Linked DNA regions of Homo sapiens: regions 1, 2, 4, 5 and 6 are each linked to region 3. The links are chromatin contacts, found by Hi-C or POLR2A ChIA-PET in ENCODE. All regions are on one chromosome and are shown on one strand. Each heading gives the region's core, a stretch centred on a gene start or an enhancer-like site at or near the end of the contact. The rest is flanking DNA. Distances are from core to core; before and after follow the strand shown.

The links. Hi-C counts contacts between places; a loop is a spot of excess contacts on that map. ChIA-PET counts read pairs that join two places held with the same protein, here RNA polymerase II (POLR2A). Pooled maps may share reads with other maps.
Region 1: a loop to region 3 is called in a map with no recorded cell type, with 9 times the contacts of the local background. The contact joins the promoter of USPL1 here to the promoter of NHLRC3 in region 3. A Hi-C loop is called at or near these places in 2 of 37 single-sample maps with no recorded cell type and 3 of 50 pooled maps.
Region 2: a map of naive thymus-derived CD4-positive, alpha-beta T cell shows a loop between it and region 3 (17-fold over the local background). The contact joins the promoter of GTF2F2 here to the promoter of NHLRC3 in region 3. A Hi-C loop is called at or near these places in 1 of 168 maps with a recorded cell type or tissue (naive thymus-derived CD4-positive, alpha-beta T cell) and 4 of 50 pooled maps. POLR2A ChIA-PET finds 5 or more read pairs at or near these places in 1 of 52 experiments (OCI-LY7).
Region 4: a map of B cell shows a loop between it and region 3 (17-fold over the local background). The contact joins the promoter of COG3 here to the promoter of NHLRC3 in region 3. A Hi-C loop is called at or near these places in 2 of 168 maps with a recorded cell type or tissue (B cell and natural killer cell) and 5 of 50 pooled maps.
Region 5: a loop to region 3 is called in a map of CD8-positive, alpha-beta T cell, with 9 times the contacts of the local background. The contact joins the promoter of NUFIP1 here to the promoter of NHLRC3 in region 3. A Hi-C loop is called at or near these places in 2 of 168 maps with a recorded cell type or tissue (CD8-positive, alpha-beta T cell and naive thymus-derived CD4-positive, alpha-beta T cell) and 5 of 50 pooled maps.
Region 6: a map of CD8-positive, alpha-beta T cell shows a loop between it and region 3 (21-fold over the local background). The contact joins the promoter of ZC3H13 here to the promoter of NHLRC3 in region 3. A Hi-C loop is called at or near these places in 2 of 168 maps with a recorded cell type or tissue (CD4-positive, alpha-beta memory T cell and CD8-positive, alpha-beta T cell) and 7 of 50 pooled maps. POLR2A ChIA-PET finds 5 or more read pairs at or near these places in 1 of 52 experiments (T-cell).

Annotation. Positions count from the first base shown.
Region 1 is chr13:30,616,556-30,619,255 of GRCh38, forward strand. USPL1 (ubiquitin specific peptidase like 1) reads left to right here and starts at 1,365. Exons shown (of 9, transcript NM_005800.5): 1 at 1,365-1,501. It also overlaps a transcript of HMGB1 not described here. RefSeq lists enhancers at 763-832, 853-992, 1,043-1,372, 1,393-1,442.
Region 2 is chr13:45,119,195-45,121,894 of GRCh38, forward strand. GTF2F2 (general transcription factor IIF subunit 2) reads left to right here and starts at 1,316. Exons shown (of 8, transcript NM_004128.3): 1 at 1,316-1,527. The coding sequence starts at 1,462. RefSeq lists enhancers at 946-1,589, 1,350-1,479, 1,590-2,231.
Region 3 is chr13:39,037,082-39,039,781 of GRCh38, forward strand. It overlaps NHLRC3 (NHL repeat containing 3), which reads left to right and starts at 1,375. Exons shown (of 7, transcript NM_001012754.4): 1 at 1,375-1,642; 2 at 2,055-2,207; 3 at 2,483-2,630. The coding sequence starts at 1,559. It overlaps PROSER1 (proline and serine rich 1), which reads right to left and starts at 1,008. Exons shown (of 13, transcript NM_025138.5): 1 at 117-1,008. The coding sequence starts at 161. RefSeq lists a silencer at 489-718.
Region 4 is chr13:45,463,528-45,466,227 of GRCh38, forward strand. COG3 (component of oligomeric golgi complex 3) reads left to right here and starts at 1,412. Exons shown (of 23, transcript NM_031431.4): 1 at 1,412-1,683. The coding sequence starts at 1,510.
Region 5 is chr13:44,988,104-44,990,803 of GRCh38, forward strand. NUFIP1 (nuclear FMR1 interacting protein 1) reads right to left here and starts at 1,368. Exons shown (of 10, transcript NM_012345.3): 1 at 922-1,368. The coding sequence starts at 1,333. GPALPP1 (GPALPP motifs containing 1) reads left to right here and starts at 1,435. Exons shown (of 8, transcript NM_018559.5): 1 at 1,435-1,639. The coding sequence starts at 1,552. RefSeq lists enhancers at 906-1,544, 1,169-1,238, 1,429-1,618, 1,545-2,181.
Region 6 is chr13:46,051,325-46,054,024 of GRCh38, forward strand. It overlaps ZC3H13 (zinc finger CCCH-type containing 13), which reads right to left and starts at 1,422. Exons shown (of 19, transcript NM_001330564.2): 1 at 1,080-1,422. It overlaps CPB2 (carboxypeptidase B2), which reads right to left. Exons shown (of 11, transcript NM_001872.5): 11 at 1,862-2,474. The coding sequence ends at 2,290. It overlaps CPB2-AS1 (CPB2 antisense RNA 1), which reads left to right and starts at 1,524. Exons shown (of 3, transcript NR_046227.1): 1 at 1,524-1,641. RefSeq lists enhancers at 606-1,142, 1,143-1,678, 1,208-1,377, 1,388-1,587.

The DNA.
Region 1 (2,700 bases), core at 115-2,614, 8.4 Mb before region 3:
CTTTCTCCAATTTTAATCACAATTCATAAAAAAGAAAAACCTAACTAGCTAGATCTTAAATATACAAATACATTAACAATCTAGTAAAGCAACAGAAAAAGGTAAACAAACTAACCAGCCTATTTTTGTCTGGAGAAACCCCAACAAACTGCTGGATTCCTTGGCCATTTGCATTCAGAAGTACCAAAAACTAAAATCCTTTTTACTAAATAATTTCTTCTACACGAGACTTGTTTCCTCCACACCACCCTATCCAAATTGTCAGCATTATTCCAGAATATAATCATTTAGTTTGAGACCACTAAAAAACCCCGCAGTCCAAAATACCAATTGTGGTTTTTCTGTAAAGAAATGGTCAGAAACTACAAATTGTTATCCTAGGACACAGAACCAATCGACCAAAAGGACTTCTGGAATATGCTGCCCCCAAGATTTAGAATGCACAGGCAGAAATAGCATACGCGGTCACGATGTCCCTTAAGCCACATGACCTTCCTACGAAAGCAAAGGCTTAAACTTATCAAATGAGAACTCCCCCTTTCTCTGAAGTTAAAACAAGGCAGGGCAGCTGGAATTAGAGCAGCAGGGACAGATCGGCTGTTGACTAGTCAGAACGGGTCGTGGAATGCAAAGTCCCTGCGCTTTCGCTGCTCCCCTTACCGTGAGAAGATCTGGGAGGGAGGAAAGGAGGAGAAACACCCCAGAATCCTGGTAGAAAAGCCCCTGGCCTCGAAGATGGGCTCTAGGGAGACAGGGAGGGGCAGCTCCGTGTGTGATGACCCTTTGTGAACATGCACTCTGTGGCAGCTTCAGCTCCACCGAGGCTTTGGGAGAGCGGACTACGGATGCCCGGCGCGGCCCAGCTGTGAAGGCCGCGCCGGCGGAGAGGGTCCATGGCACCCCCGCCGGCTTCGGAAGCCCTTCCCTCTCCCACCTCCGCGGGTCACCCCAGGAACCAGCGGCTCCCGACCACGCTCGCGCGGACCACGGAACAGCGACGCGCAAGCAGGTCTCTTTCGTCAGCGTAATCCCTCCGCAGAAAGCCGCGCACTAGTTTTAATCACGCCCCACCCCCTGGCCGCTGGCGCCACCTCCGCCACTCGGGCGCTTTCCAGCAGCTTCCAGAAACGTCGCCTCCCCAAACCCAGCCACTCACACATGGCGGGCTCAGCAGCCACCGGCCCCGCCCCTCCTCGTCGCCGCAGTCGCAACTGCGTCTGCGGCCACAGGGCGGACAGCCACGCCTCTGCGGAGGGCGACCGGAAGTGCTCACGTCTTCACCTTCCCCGCCACGCCACCGTCCTTTCAGGCCCAGCGTGCAGCAGGAAGGAGGACTCTTTTGCCGCGGACTCAAGCCGGAAGCCGCCTTCCTAGTGGAGACGCGAGTGGGGGAGGAGCAGTCCGAGGGGAACGTGGGTTGAACGTTGCAACTAGGGTGGAGATCAAGCTGGAACAGGAGTTCCGATCGACCCGGTACCAAGAAGGGGAGTGCCCGCGGCAGGTAAGGGAGAAGAGGGAGGGGTTTCTTTCCGCTCTCGAAATTGGGAAAAGAGACAGAGCTGGGATGACCTATGGGGTAGTCGGCGCGCTGAAAGGATGGGCTGGGCTGGGACGGGGTTCAAGTGGGAAAGGTTGATGATTAAGGTATAGAGTTGGACTTACAGATCCGTTTGGGCGCAGAGAGGTGAACGCTGAAGAGAAACCAGAGTTTGTTTTCGTTTTCCAAGGAGCGTGGAGATGGGCAGGGTTAACGGACCCTGCGCCTCCTTCGGCTTCTTAGTTTGGGTGTTGAAACTCACCTCCTTTGGTCCTGTTCGTCTCTGATTCAAGACAGTTGGGTTTGGTACCTGACAGGGCTGGGTGCAGAAAGCTGACCCTGTTCCTCGGCTTCCAGGTCGGTTGTGGCCTCGCTTTTGACAGTTCACGTGCCGAGCCTACTCGCTCTCGGAGGGCGAGCTCAAATGGGTGGGTTTAAGGCCCCCTCTTCGAACAGCTGTTTCCCTGGGTTTCTCCATTTTGCACACAGGAGTGTGAATTAAGTTTAATTGAATACTTTTTGCGATTCCCAGGGCCACCTTGACACGTTCATTGTGCTATCTAACTGGGTTCATGCTGGGCTAATAATTCACATTAAGGCTTCTGGAGTATAAGTGGTTCACAGAAGTATGAAAAGGGGATGTTAGAAGAAAGATGCTGGGGGTGAAGTAGAGTTGAGGAAGACAGAACTGGAAAGCTAGGTTGGTTTCACAGTACAATGAGCTTTAGGTCATAATACTACCTTTAGGTTATATTGGGCTGTTTGGACGGAGTTTGCTGTAATCAGGCTAGAGTAAATAGAGAATTTTAAACTAAGCATTGACAGGCTCAGACTTGTAGAGGCATCATTTTGACAGTGATATGGAAGGGAAAGAGGTAGAGATTTGAGACCTTTCCAAAGAACTGTCCACAGAATTTGGTGACTTACTGTGCGAAGAGGGAAATAAAGAATAGGGAACAACTCAAGACTTTCTAGTCTGTGTGTTTGGAAGGATGGAGACGCCCACATTTAAGTGAGATATGGGAAGGAGGAGCAGATTGTTTTTGAAGGGAGGAAGAGCAGTTACTTAGGGTCAAATTAAGTTGTAAAATCCCCCCCGGGATTTTGTATGTAAGTCAAAGTGAATTGTATTTGGAAGAAGAACTGGGGAGCCCACCTCTGGT
Region 2 (2,700 bases), core at 66-2,565, 6.1 Mb after region 3:
CTTCAACACACTCCTGGTCTCTCCCATCTTTCCTATTAGTTTTCCTAGCTAAAAGCAGAGTTCTGACAGCTTTTCCTGGCCCTATGCTGAACACACATAAAATTTCCTCAATTTTGTGCAAGGCTCTGATGTGTGATTCAATAAATTACTTGCCATTCTTAACAATACCTTACTGTTTGTTTCTCTTCAGCGAATGTTCTTTCACCCAAAGCCTACTGAAACCTGACAATGTGTTAAACACTGTGCTAGACATTGTGGATATAAAATGAATAAAGCACTATTTTTTATTTGTCAATTATACCTCAATAAAGCTCTTTCCGCCTAGGAGGAGTTCATTGTCTGGAAAGCAAAGGCAGATATGTAAACATATATATTATAGTTCAGAGTGCTAAGTATCACACTGTGATGTGAAGAAAAACTAATTTCTTCTGGGGAAGTTGATAAAAGATCTCATAGGAAGTGACATTTTCATTGGTCTTGAACCATAAGTAGGAGTTTGCCAACCAGAGCACAGGGGTGAGAGTGAGGGCAGGGGTAAAATAGGGCTTCCAAGGGAAGGGAATCCAGTGTGCAGAGGCTCTGAAATGACCGACGAAGATTCTGACGTGTTTAGGGAAGTCTGCTGGGTTTGATGTGGTTTGGTGCATGGCGGAGTGATGGTGGGAGGTGCAAAGAGATGAAATTGAGAGGGCCCAGTTGAAGCAGGAGGATTGAACTTTATTCTAGAGGCAATAAGAGAAAGAGAAAACTGTTTAAGCAGGGGAGGAAACGATCAGGTTTGTCTCTTACTTGTTCGTTTCGTTACAGACTTCCGGGTTTTGGAAACTGAGGTGCTCCGCTTGCTTCATCAGAACAGCTCGGGTAGCCTCTGAGCTGAAACACGGCTTTTTTTTTTCCAGGTCTAGAAACGGCATGTTTTCAATATACCCAAGGCTACTAAGTTTGATCCCAGTGCCCATTTGTGCTAATGACGTTGGCCAGGGACGCCAATTTACTACCCTGACCCTGTCCTTCAAATATTGTCTCTCTCTCCTTGGCTAGGGTTGGACATGTTCTGACACCTTTCGTCTCTTTGAACCCCATTTTTCCGTTCTGATAATCTTTTTCTTCAGTTATGCTGACCATGTCTTTAAATACATTGCTAACGTTTTAGCTCATCCCACCCTACGTTTTAATCCCTCAGATGCAGACATCGCGGACAGCCACGCCCACTCAAGAAATTTCCGAAACAGAAAGTTTGTCTGCAACAGCGCGCCGTACTGACGTAGCAGTGCGCAGGCGCAGTCCCGGCTCCTGGCGGCGTGTTCCTCTTTTCCTCGGTTCCCAGTGTTCTGGCAGGTAAGGAACGCCGGCTCTTCGCCTCTCAGCGCGGCTTGTCCTTTGTTCCGGACGCCCGCTCCTCAGCCCTGCGGCTCCTGGGGTCGCTGCTGCATCCCGCACGCCTCCACCGGCTGCAGACCCATGGCCGAGCGCGGGGAACTCGACTTGACCGGCGCCAAACAGAACACAGGAGTGTGGCTAGTCAAGGTAATGTTCGCGAGTCTCCCACTTGCGCTCCTCCTAACACAAGTATAGTTTAAGTAACTTGAGCCTATCCCGCTCCGTGCGCCTCTTAAAGTTCTTTTACGGCTATCTCGTTAGAGCTTCACACATTTTGAGAGGCAGGAGTCATTGTTGTATCTGTTTGCAGACGAGGAATTAGTTTAGGGACGCAAAGTGTCTTTCAGCCAGTTACTACTCTGAATCTGCCTGGACTAGATCTCTTTCTCACGGCTTTCCTGGAATCTTGTCTTGGTGTCCCCAGATTTGGACGGTGCATTTTATCCCAGACTGAAGAATTCCTTGTATCTTCCCTTGGTGAAACTGGTTTTAGCCATGAGCCTGCGTGAGGTAGTTGAATGTCTACTTTCTGTACAGTTTTCTCGGCCAGAAAGTAGGACTGGTCCCTGCCTACTCTTAAAAGTGTTCTCTTAGGTTGATGGTCCTTAATGAAGCTCTCAAAAGAGGCGAGAGAGCCCCAAACTCACAGAAGGAGAGGTCATTGGACTGGAGTATTCTTTTAGAGCACATTTGGGTCTCGTGAAACTGGCCGTCAATAAACGTTTTATGTGAAGACAGCAATTTTGGTTAGCTCACAGTAAGCACTATTTGTGCTTTATTGTTTCATATTGGGGAGTGTTTTCTCCTAGGGGAGTTTCATAATACTTAAGCATATTCAAAATGTGATCCTGAAAGTCGTTGAAACTTAAAATGTAAGGACTTTTGGTTTCTTAATGCTTTAACTGTTTTATCACATGGCTGAGTTCTCGTCAATTAAATCTAAGAGGTCTTTCTTGTCGGCCTTCCTAAAACAGCCCCCTTGTGATCATTTGCTAACACGACAGATGTGTATTACATTCTTCAAAGCACTTTTCACAGTGTAGAGTGATTTTGTGTTCATATGTTCAAAGTTGGTTACCTCTGTCTTTCCAACACACAGAATCACATTCCATGAGAACAGGATCTTTGCCTGTCATACCCAGAATAGTGTTTGGCGCATGGTAATTACTCAACAAATAGATGATGAATAAATGCATGACCTCTCATTCTTCAGCCCTCGCCTTAGTCTGTGGCACTCATTTGACTTATTTCCAAACTCAGTGTGACTTAAAAGGATGGATTAAATAGGCATTTCTCTCTCCAGCAGCATGTTACTTGGGG
Region 3 (2,700 bases), core at 125-2,624:
ACCAATTTGGCAATCCTAGGACCCTTATTCTGCACAATCTCCATACAGTACCTCAAAGAGAGTCTAAAACACGAGAATTCATCTCATAAAATAATTCATGGAATCGGTCTAATTACCTTTCTAATTTCATCCAGCACCATTTCAAAGGACTTTTTATCCATCTTGACTACTATCCCGACGTGGTTTTAACAGTTATACTTGCAATTAAAAGACGTTCATCCCTGGTCTGCTCCGCCGATAGTAAAAAATATTTATAGCTGAGGAGGAAAAAGACTCCACGAGCAAGAGAGGATGCGAAGAGGTAGAGAGTATTGCAAACTTCGCAAAAAAAATTTCTAAAAATTGAGATTCAGAAAAACTCTTTTTATTAAAAAGAAAAAACACTCCAGTCAGGCTTCCCCAGCTTATTCACACAATGGTTCAGGGCACCTCGGGCAAGAGCCAGGTCCTCTGAGTTTTGCAGAAAAACCCGGGCTCGGCGGCAGGTTTGAGTGCGGTTTCCCTGCAGCTGAGGGCCAGGTGCCGCCAGAGGTAGCTCTTGAAGGCGCTTTCCCAGGTGGAGCGGCCGGCAGAGTAGAAACACCTGCGCTCAGAGTCCACGGGCGGCGGGGAGGGAGGCGCCGGTCTCTCGACCCGCACCTGCGCCTCGGCCGCCGGCCGCGACCCTCACCGCCGCGAACCCGGACGCATGGTCCGGCTCGCGCTCATCCCCAGCCGCTCCGCCCGACTCCTGGATACCTCGGCCCCGGCAGCAGGCGGCCCGGCAGGCTCTTTGTTACCAGCTGCTGCAGCTTCCGGGAGCGGGCCGGCGGCTGGGGAGCACCAGGAGCCGGGCGAAGAGGGGCACGGCCTCGCATAGGGGGACTCCGGAAAAACGCAGCCCCAACAGCGCCAGACGCCCTGCCTGGTTACCCCTACAGCCCCCACCAGCTCATGGGGACCTACAATAAAGCCAGTCGCGCCCAAGTAAACTCAACACTGCGCCGCCAGCTTGGGCCCCTCTTTCCTGAAAGCCAGAGGTGGGGTCCTGGTGTGGGAATATAGGCATCCATAGCGGATGCCTGGATGGTAGGAATAGGATGTGGCAAAAATCCTTCCCGAAGCCTAGCGGTCATTATTTTGAATGTCATCCCCACCATACCTCGTGTCTGAGTGTGCGATGTTTTGATTTTGCCCTCTGGATTAAAAAGAATAAATGGCGAGCGATTAAGGCATATCTACGGGCGCCCATACTTTGGTGGCCACTGAAAGTCAGCGGCGCGGACTGCCCTGAGGGCGGGAAAGGGTGGTCACTGGGTCAGCCCGAAGCACCTGACATGAGGGCGGGGACCCCGAAATGCACACGAAGTCCGGAACTGGTCTTCTGTGATTTTCATTCGCCCTGGTCTCTGTTCCCTTTCGTACTCAAAGCTCGTGCATCCAGGGAGGGGAAACCGGAGATAGGGTCTTCGGGCCCCGGGCAGACCCTCTGTGCCGCTGCAAACCGTTGCAGCCTGAGGCTGTCAGGTCCTCCCCCAGACACCTGCGGACCCTCCCTCTCCTGGCTTCCCGTCTGGTCATGGCGAGATTCTGGGTCTGCGTAGCCGGTGCTGGCTTCTTTCTTGCATTTTTGGTTTTGCATTCGCGTTTTTGTGGCTCTCCAGTGAGTTGGGTAGTGAGGAAATGACTGTCGGGTGTGCGGGTAGCCCTGTTGGGAGGCGTCGCCACGGTCGTGGCATGGAGGTGGCAGGCCCTGGTTCCCTCAGTAGCTTGTCTCAAAGCCTGCACCTGGGTCCAAACTGCCTTGACCCTTTGAGTTTAAAAATTTGTGTATGTTACATCGCCATTTTCCTCTTTCCCAACTCTTACTACATCCTCAAATAATTTGCAGACTTGTATTGTGGTCGTGTTGGTCTTTAGGCATCTAAGCTCATTTCTTTGGAATTATTTCAGTCCAGCAAACTTCTAGTTGTCAAGGCATGCTTAAAAATAAGCCCTGTTACCCGGCCCCCCCGCCCTTTTTTTGTTCTTACCTAGACGGTAAACTAAATCTGAATTGTCTGATTTTGTTTAAGGTTTTGAGGAACTTTACTTTTGCAGTTTCCTGGAGAACTGAGAAAATTCTTTACCGGCTGGATGTGGGTTGGCCTAAGCACCCAGAATATTTTACCGGAACAACATTTTGTGTTGCAGTTGACTCCCTCAATGGATTGGTTTACATAGGTCAAGTAAGTAAATAGAGATTTAAAAAAATTATGAACACAAAGGAAGTAACAGCCTTCCTGTCTTGCTGTAGTAACTGACCATATGCGTTTATATCATGCTAATTGTGCAATTTATTTTTGAGTTGGTCTCAAGTATTTTGGTTTCGAATGTGAAAGATATGTTAGATTTTGAAAGTGGTTTTTGTAGTAAAATTCTCAGTTATTTTTTTTCTTCGCCAAGATACAGATTACCTTTCCTTTAAGCTGATCCTAAGAAGTTATTTTTTGTATACCTTCAGAGAGGGGATAACATCCCAAAGATATTAGTGTTCACAGAGGATGGATATTTCCTACGAGCCTGGAATTATACAGTTGACACACCTCATGGTATATTTGCAGCCAGTACTCTATATGAACAATCCGTCTGGATCACGGATGTAGGAAGTGGTATGTATAGTAATATCTATTAAATTATCTTACTGGAAATCACATCTTTGCACATGTCCTTGTTTGTATT
Region 4 (2,700 bases), core at 162-2,661, 6.4 Mb after region 3:
CCTCCGCCTCCTGGGTTCAAGCGATTCTCCTGCCTCAGCCTCCCGAGTAGCTGGGATTACAGGCATGCACCTCCACGCGCAGCTAAGTTTTTTTGTATTTTTAGTAGAGACGGGATTTCTCCATGTTGATCAGGCTGGTCTCGAACTCCCGACCTCAGGTAATCCGCCCACCTCGGCTTCCCAGAGTGCTGGGATTACAGGTGTGAGCCACTGCGCCCGGTCTCAAATTCTGCTCTTAAAAGATCAGAGCCTTCATTTGGGAACATAGCCAGGCACTGATTTGTGCTATAAAGCCTGAATAAAGCCTTCAGACTTTACCCAGACAATGGTCAAAATTGCTACGAAGCTGTTTCCACCTGCCTTGACTCCAGGGAGGAGCAGGAAGAGGCCTCCATAACTTGTAGAAGATTGTCTGTTCTCCACCATTTATTTATTCAATCGTTTATTTATAGCAGTATGGACTCATGGGTATTTATTTTATTCTGTAAATTATGATCCAATACTATCATTATTTATTTTGTTGCTCAAATCTACAATATGATTTAAATGGTAGAGTAGAATTACATGTCTGTACCACAAATTATTATTATTATACATTTTGAGACAGTCTCACTTGATGCCCAGGCCGGAATGCAGTGGCAAGATCTCTGCTCACTGCAACGTCCACCTTCCAGGTTCAGGAGATTCTCCTGCCTCAGCCTCTCAGGCTGATTACTGGCATGTGCCACCACGCCTGGCTAATTTTTGTGCTTTTAGTAGAGACGGGGTTCAACCATGTTGGCCAGTCTGGTCTCAAACTCCTGACCTCAGGTGATACGCCCACCTCGGTCTCCCAAAGTGCTGAGATTACAGGCCTGAGCCCCCGCGCCTGGTCTGTGCCACAAATTCTTGATCCAGTTCTTCAATGTTGGACATTTAGGTTGTCTCCAGTTATTTGATACCATTAATGATGTCTGAGATACACACATCTTTGAATTTTTTATGTGTTTCCGTAAATTAGTTTTCTAGTAGGGGAATTACTGGATGTTGGAAAAGTTTATGCTTTTGGTTTTGATCCAAGAGGCATAAATTGTCAACATGCCAACATGGAAATCATACACTCCACACATTCTACCCAGACTACCCAGCTGTAAGCAGAGAGGTGTAGATCCAAGTCTCCTGCCGGCAGGGTGATTTAGCGCAGTTGTCAATAATCTGTACAACACGTAACAATAAAGTTATTGATGTTGAGGAAAAGACTTCCGGTAGGGGCATTTCTATTTCCATTGGGTCCTGTCTTCTCCACCTTCTACGTTTCAACCGGAAATAGTCGTACCCATTTAAAGCCACGTCGGTACTGGCCTCGGTCCCGCCCCCCACACTGCGGAACCGTTTCCGGGGTCAGGGCATTCCGTCCCGCCCCGCCGCCGGTGCAGTGTTGGAAGCTCCGGTTCTCCCGGAAGTGGCCCAGGTCTCTCTGTCGGGGTCCCCTCCATCTCGCTGCTGCTGAAGGCCGCGAGGGCGGCGGCGATGGCGGAGGCGGCGCTGTTGCTGCTGCCTGAGGCGGCGGCGGAGCGGGACGCTAGGGAAAAGCTGGCTCTCTGGGATCGGAGACCGGACACGACGGCGCCGCTGACCGACAGGCAGACGGACTCGGTATTGGAGCTGAAGGCGGCGGCAGAGAACTTGCCGGTGCCAGCTGAGGTGAGGTGATGGGCAGGAACCGGGCCGGGGCGATGGGGCTGGGATTCTCCTCGGGCGCCCCGGCAGGACCCCGGCCTCACTAGCCTCTGCCCAGGATATCTCTCCACTCCTCCCTGGCCATGGTGGCGGATCCGGTGGGAGGGGCCTCATCTCCCAGGCTGTCAGGCTTCGCTCTGCCTGCGACCCCGACTCTAATTCTGCCTGGGGACGGCTGTGGGGGTGTCCTGCAGCTGGTGCTCGCCGGAACCCAGTCCTCCCCCAGCAGCATGGGACGGTTGGCCCGGAGCCTTGCACCGAACGTTTTGCCCCAGACGAGGCGTCCTGTCAGCCGAGGCGTAATCCTGCTGCCCACTCTCTCCCAGAAGGAGAGGCAGTCAACCCGAGGTGCTGTGCTGCAGGACAGTCTCCAGCGCGTGCTCGTTTACCGCCTTAATGATTCACCTAGGTTGCTTTGTCCATGGGGGTCTTGGGGAGACCAAAACTTGGTCCTGAGTGAGTTTCATTTATCGCACATTGAACTATGAGCTCTCAATCAAGTGCAAGTTATGGGAGATCAGATTTATTTCACCTATTGCAAAGCAATAAAAATGAATTTTATTTGAAAGTTGGCTCAGTACATTATTAAGCAGTGCTGGTTTTCGGTGTTAGAGTCAATGTGTTTAATCCACTTACCATTAGGATATTATGCACTACTGCTTCTTGTGTGATTCAATTCAATTAGTTGTAATAGCAGGAAGTAACATGAATTGTCAGATGTTTGACAAACGTTTTCCAGTTTTGAGGGCCAGGTTTAGGAGGATTATTTTATATAAGCAGTGGTGATGGTTACTTTTGATGTTGGAAGCATTCTTTTCTCTCGCTCTGTCGCCCAGGCTGGAGTGCAGTGGCGTGACCTCGGCTCACTGCAACCTCCACCTCCCGGGTTCAAGCGATTCTCCTGTCTCAGCCTCCCGAGTAGCTGGGATCACAGGTGCCTGCCACTACACCCGGCTAATTTTTTGTATTTTTAGTAGAGAT
Region 5 (2,700 bases), core at 118-2,617, 6.0 Mb after region 3:
ATGACTAACAATGACATTTAAAACTGCACTACCTGGCCCGGCGTGGTGGCTCATGCCTGTAATCCCAACACTTTGGGAGGCTGAGGCGGGCGGATGCCTGAGCTCAGGAGTTAGAGACAGGCCTGTCCAACACGGGGCAACCCCCTTTCTACTAAAAATATAAAAAATTAGCCGGGTGTGGTGGCGTGGGCCTGTAGTCCCAGCTACTCAGGAGTTTGAGGCATGAGAATTGCTTGAACTCGGGAGGCAGAGGTTGCAGTGAGCCTCTCTGCAGAGACTGCATAGGCTGGAGTGAAGTAGATCGCGCTACTCTTCACTCCAGCCTGGGCGACAGAGCGACACTCTGTCTCCAAAAAAAAAGAAAAAAAGAAAATCCTGCACTACTTACCATTCTTCTTTGTTTTATCTCTCTCCATGCCACTCAACCTTCTAATGCACAATATTTTATTTTGCTTATTGTCTGTCTTCCTACACAAGAGAGATAATATTAAGCTCCATAATATTTTTTGTATGTTCTGCTCACTGCTATATACCCAGATTCTGGTACATAGTCGGAATTCAATAAATAACTGCTAAATGGAATTAACAGTCAACAGGAAAACATTCTAGTCAGACATATTTTGAGAACAAAGGATTTACAATATTATATAAACTTAGTTGATAAAGCAGCCTCGACTTCCTGGGTTCAAGGAATCCTCCTGCCTCAGCCTCCCATGCATCTGCGACCACAGGCATGCCACCATGCCTGGCTAATTTTATTTTTTTTGTAGAGACGGGGGTCTCACTTTGCTTTGAGATGCTAATGACCAGACTCCAAGAGTGCAGAGGCAAGGCAGAGTAGAGAGAGGAAGCAGAGAAAGGGGAGAGGAAAGAACGGGGGAAAAAGGTAAAGGGGTCGACTCACGTGGAAAAATAGCCTACCTGCAGGGTTGAAGGACTTCTGATGCCGAGGAAACCTATCAGAAGACTGTCTCCAATACCACGATGTGGAAGCATGGAAATTCCAAGGCTGGCCGCTGGGTTGAGGCTGAGAATCAAGGGGAGACTGGGCGTCGAAGGGGGGTTGCGCCCCGGGAAGAATCTGGGCGTCGAAGGGGGGCGGAGCCCCGGGGAGAGACTGGGCCTCCATGGGGGGCTGCGACTCAGAGGAAGGCTTTGACCCGGCTGCGGGAAGCGAGGACGTAAGTGGTGGTGGCGGTGGCGGCAGCATTGCCCAGAACATCCAGCTGTCCCGCGGCGGGGCAGTGTCGCTCAGGGGCCCTAACGTGGGAGTCAGCTCGGGAGACGCATGCCACCCGATAGGAGTCTCGAAATCACTAGTCGGCTCAGCCATACCACTGGCGGGTCCGGAGTCTAGCACGCGACTGTGGAGCAAGCATTAGGCGTCACTTCCTTTACCGTGAACTACAAGGCTCAGCCAACCACAGGCTTTACGTCATTTCTCGGCGCCGGGAAACCTGCCATTCTTCGCTGCTGATCGCGGGATTCTTTTTGGATAGGGTTGACGTTCGTGGATAGACTCATATCTGTGACCAGTGTCCGCCACCGCGGATGGCAAGAGACCTGATCGGACCGGCCCTGCCGCCCGGCTTCAAGGCCCGCGGAACAGCGGAGGACGAAGAGCGGGACCCGAGCCCTGGTAAGCGGCGGCGTCTCCGCTGCCCACCAGGCCCATCTACCCACTCCCTGGCCGGGCCCTGCTCGCTGAAGAAAGTCGGAGGCCTAGGAGGGCGGAGGAGTGGGGAGTGGGCGCGGCCTGACCCGAGAGAACTTTTCTCTTCCCAAACAGTAGCAGGGGGGAGGAGGCTGGGGGACCCTCCTAGAAACGAGCTTTGGCGTGGTTTGGCTTCGTGATGATAATACATTCTCATTTAGCCTTAATATGAGCTGCACGCTGCCCTAACTGACTGATACCCACTCAGTCATTTAAGCCGTATAAGAAAAAAACTATTTTCCCATGTTGCAAATGGGTACGCCCAAGCCCATGCCAGTGTCTAGATCATACTGCTAGCAAGTGATGGAGCGCGACTTAGAAGGAAGCGGTTCTCTTAACCTCTGTGCCATATTGCCTTCTGATTACAAGAACCTTGCAGATCCTGTTCTCTCCAGCCCCCGACCTGCCTTCCTAGCCTCTCATTCTGTTATTGCATCTGACAAACACAGCCCAATACTCAATCCAGTCTGAGTTGCTGCGCAATTCCTTAACGCTCTAGGCTTCTGGGCTTCCTCTGGTTGCATTCCTAAACATAACTGACAAACTTCTCCCCATCCTTCAAGGCCCAACTTAAATGTCACACCAATAAAACCTTTCCAGATTCCCCGAAGCATTGTCATGCCTTTCTTTTTGCCCTCGGGTTTTTTCCTAATTACATTGCATATTTAGTACACTGTATTTGAATAATTTGTCGACATAATCTGTCTCCACCATTGCACTATGGTCTTCTACCTGAACACGCAACAGGCACTTGGTATATACGAAACGAATGCTTCTCGGATTCCGGCATGCATACCTATCTGCTTTAATGTTTATTCACATTTGTAGACTAGCACCGACACCCAGTTGGAGAAGAGTAAAGCTGAAAGAGTAACCCTGCCATTTCTGAATCTAATTTTTCTTCCTGGTCTACCCGGAGGCTATGTTTCTACTACAGGCCCCTTTCCAATATAATTTCTGTCATAACCACTTTAAAAATTATGCCT
Region 6 (2,700 bases), core at 172-2,671, 7.0 Mb after region 3:
AGAGTGAAAGCCTTAGTTTCAGAGTGCAACTATTTTTAAAGCCGCAATTGTTACAAGCTTGCATCAACTTTGCTAGTCTCTAGTTGAAACTGTCATCTGTTATAATCTAAATAGTTCATTAAGAAAATAAAAATTATTTGAAAATCTATAGATTGTATTCACAAAACGCTCCAATATATTGTACTAAAGCCAGTAATTTCAAATGTTACAGAACTAGACCCCGCTAACTGGCACCATATACCCATAGACTGAACTGCATAAGTATTTATTCTCCAACGGTATCGCGGACTTCGAAAACTTGAGGTGTAAAGATGTTTTCCAAATTTTTAAAACTACTTTAAAAATCCAAAAATCTTAAGAGACTTCATACTCCCATAATTTTCAAAGTAGTTCGAATTACCTGAAAGCCCCATAGTATAACCAAATACCTTAAGACTACCCTTCACAAACAACATCTTACCAACATAATTCAAGTATTATCAACTCTAAATAATTTTCAAACCACATAAATTGCGTTAGCCTATTACAGAGAGATAATGCCGCCAAACAGACTCTCTTCTTTCTATTCCACTTTCCCCCGTTTCTGACAGTTGCCAAAACTACCTACCTAAGGCTTGTGAAGATAAAGTAGCACTCAATTCCCAGGACCTAAATCGTTATCACTGCTGAGGGAAAAAAAAAAAAACAAGACCAATCACAAGTAAGATGTTTTTCTCTAACAGATCTGGAATGAGTATAGAGGAAGATTCTAAATTTAAGCCCAAATTGCTGCACCCTTCCATCGCACACAAATACGAACACCATACAAGGGTTCCCGTGCTTACATCAAATGGTAACGAGGGGTACAGCCTATTGTCTGAGTCTACTTATCGCCCTTAGACAAATGCCAGAATCATAATCAGAGTGAGAAATTACGCCTGAGCACAGGGGGCTATTGCAGAGTTAAGGGTGGGATGCTCAAGGAAAGCTCAAAATCCCAGTGACTCAAGCAAAGACGGGGGGGGGTAACCCGGGCCTCCGCATTACGGGTCCGCTCAATGCCTTCCCCAGATACCCACACCAATTCACAGAACGCTTACTTCCTCCCCAAGCTCCCTTCGCAAGTGCAGTCCGGAGGCACCACCGCCGCCGCCGCTCCGAGGAGCGGGGGAGGCGACTCTGTCCCCGCGCCTGGACCCAGGAGGACGACGACGAGGAGAAAGCGATGCGCGCGCGGCTCCCGGGAACCGGCTCTTGGCTAGCGAGGAGCCCCCGGGATGGCTGAGAAGCAGAACCAACCCGCCCGCCGCCTCTCCAGGGTCAAGCGAAACTGGGTCGCAGGAAGAAAAATAACGAAGAGATTGTAGATTAAGAAAAGGCAACAAAAACACTACCAGGCCGCTAGGAGGACCGCCTCAAAATGCCGCCGGAAGTCAGAGGTTTGCCCTGTTCCTCTGTAGACCCAGGCAGCTTCCGGCCGTCAGATTAGTCGTCAGTGCGCAGACACCACCCTTCGTGGACACGCCCTCTAGGCGTAAGGTTCCATGCGAGCGGTAAGAGTGCGGCGGGACTTGGAAATCGAATCTGTGCTCTGTGAGAGATCCTAGGAAAGGAAACTGGGAGCCCGGGAGAACTAAAATTCCCAATTAAAAGTGAATTTAAGTGAGTTTTCTCTTTTTATTACATAATTCCTTACCATAAACAGCTGTTGTAAATGCGCAAAATGCGGCATTTGTTGACAGTACCTAGAGCCACTCATTCATTCGTTCAACAGTGTTTATTGAGCAGCTGAGCTGGAATGAGAGGCTATGTTTGTCGTTTTTGACACCCCTCCCCTTTCTGGGCCATCGCCTAATTACCGTGGAGCAAACGGAATGCATGGTTGTATTTCTAAAGGCACAAGCAGAAATTTATTGAAAATTTGGAGCAGAAATCTTTAATGTACTTCTGACCACCCTTCCTTTTGTTGAGTAGGATCCAATGATCAGCGTGAGATGATCATTGATTAAACTTGCTTGAGATGGCTAGTCAAACGTCGAAACTTGCTTGAGATGGCTAGTCAAACGTCGAAAATCAAAGAAAAAGTAGGTAACTAGACTTTTACAATTTTTTTTAAAGGGTAAAAAGACATGAACCCTAGTCTGCCTTAATGGCAAAGTAGCACTTATTAGGTTCTCTGACAGAACCAAGGAATAGGAAAATCTTTTATCAAAACTACGGATAAAACTTAAAAATAATTTGATACAATGATTTGGTCTTGCTGGAATCAGTAAATTAAAATACGGAAGCAGAATGATAAAATCAGGGGCATTAAACATTCCTAATGACATGCCAAGCTATTTTAGAGACAGCGGCAAAAGCTTCTCTACAGGTGGGTTTGATGTAACGCTCCGGCAGCAAGAATCCGTATGTGCCCGTATCTCGAAGTTCAATTGTAAACGAATATTTGATGCCCAAATCATAGATCCAATCGTCCCCACCTCCAGGAGCTAGGTCTAAAAGAAGAAGAAAGAAATTGTTGAAATACAGACGTTTCAAATTAATTTACAAACTGGGAATTGTTTGATTTAAATGTTTATTTGTTTGTATACCTTTAGATTTTTTTCAGTTTTTAACTAATATAAACAACTTTACAATGAGTACCCTTGTTTATACATAATTGCTTCTTTGTCTCTTTAGAATATTCTTCCCTAGAATAGATTTGCTAGTCTAAGGCTCTGT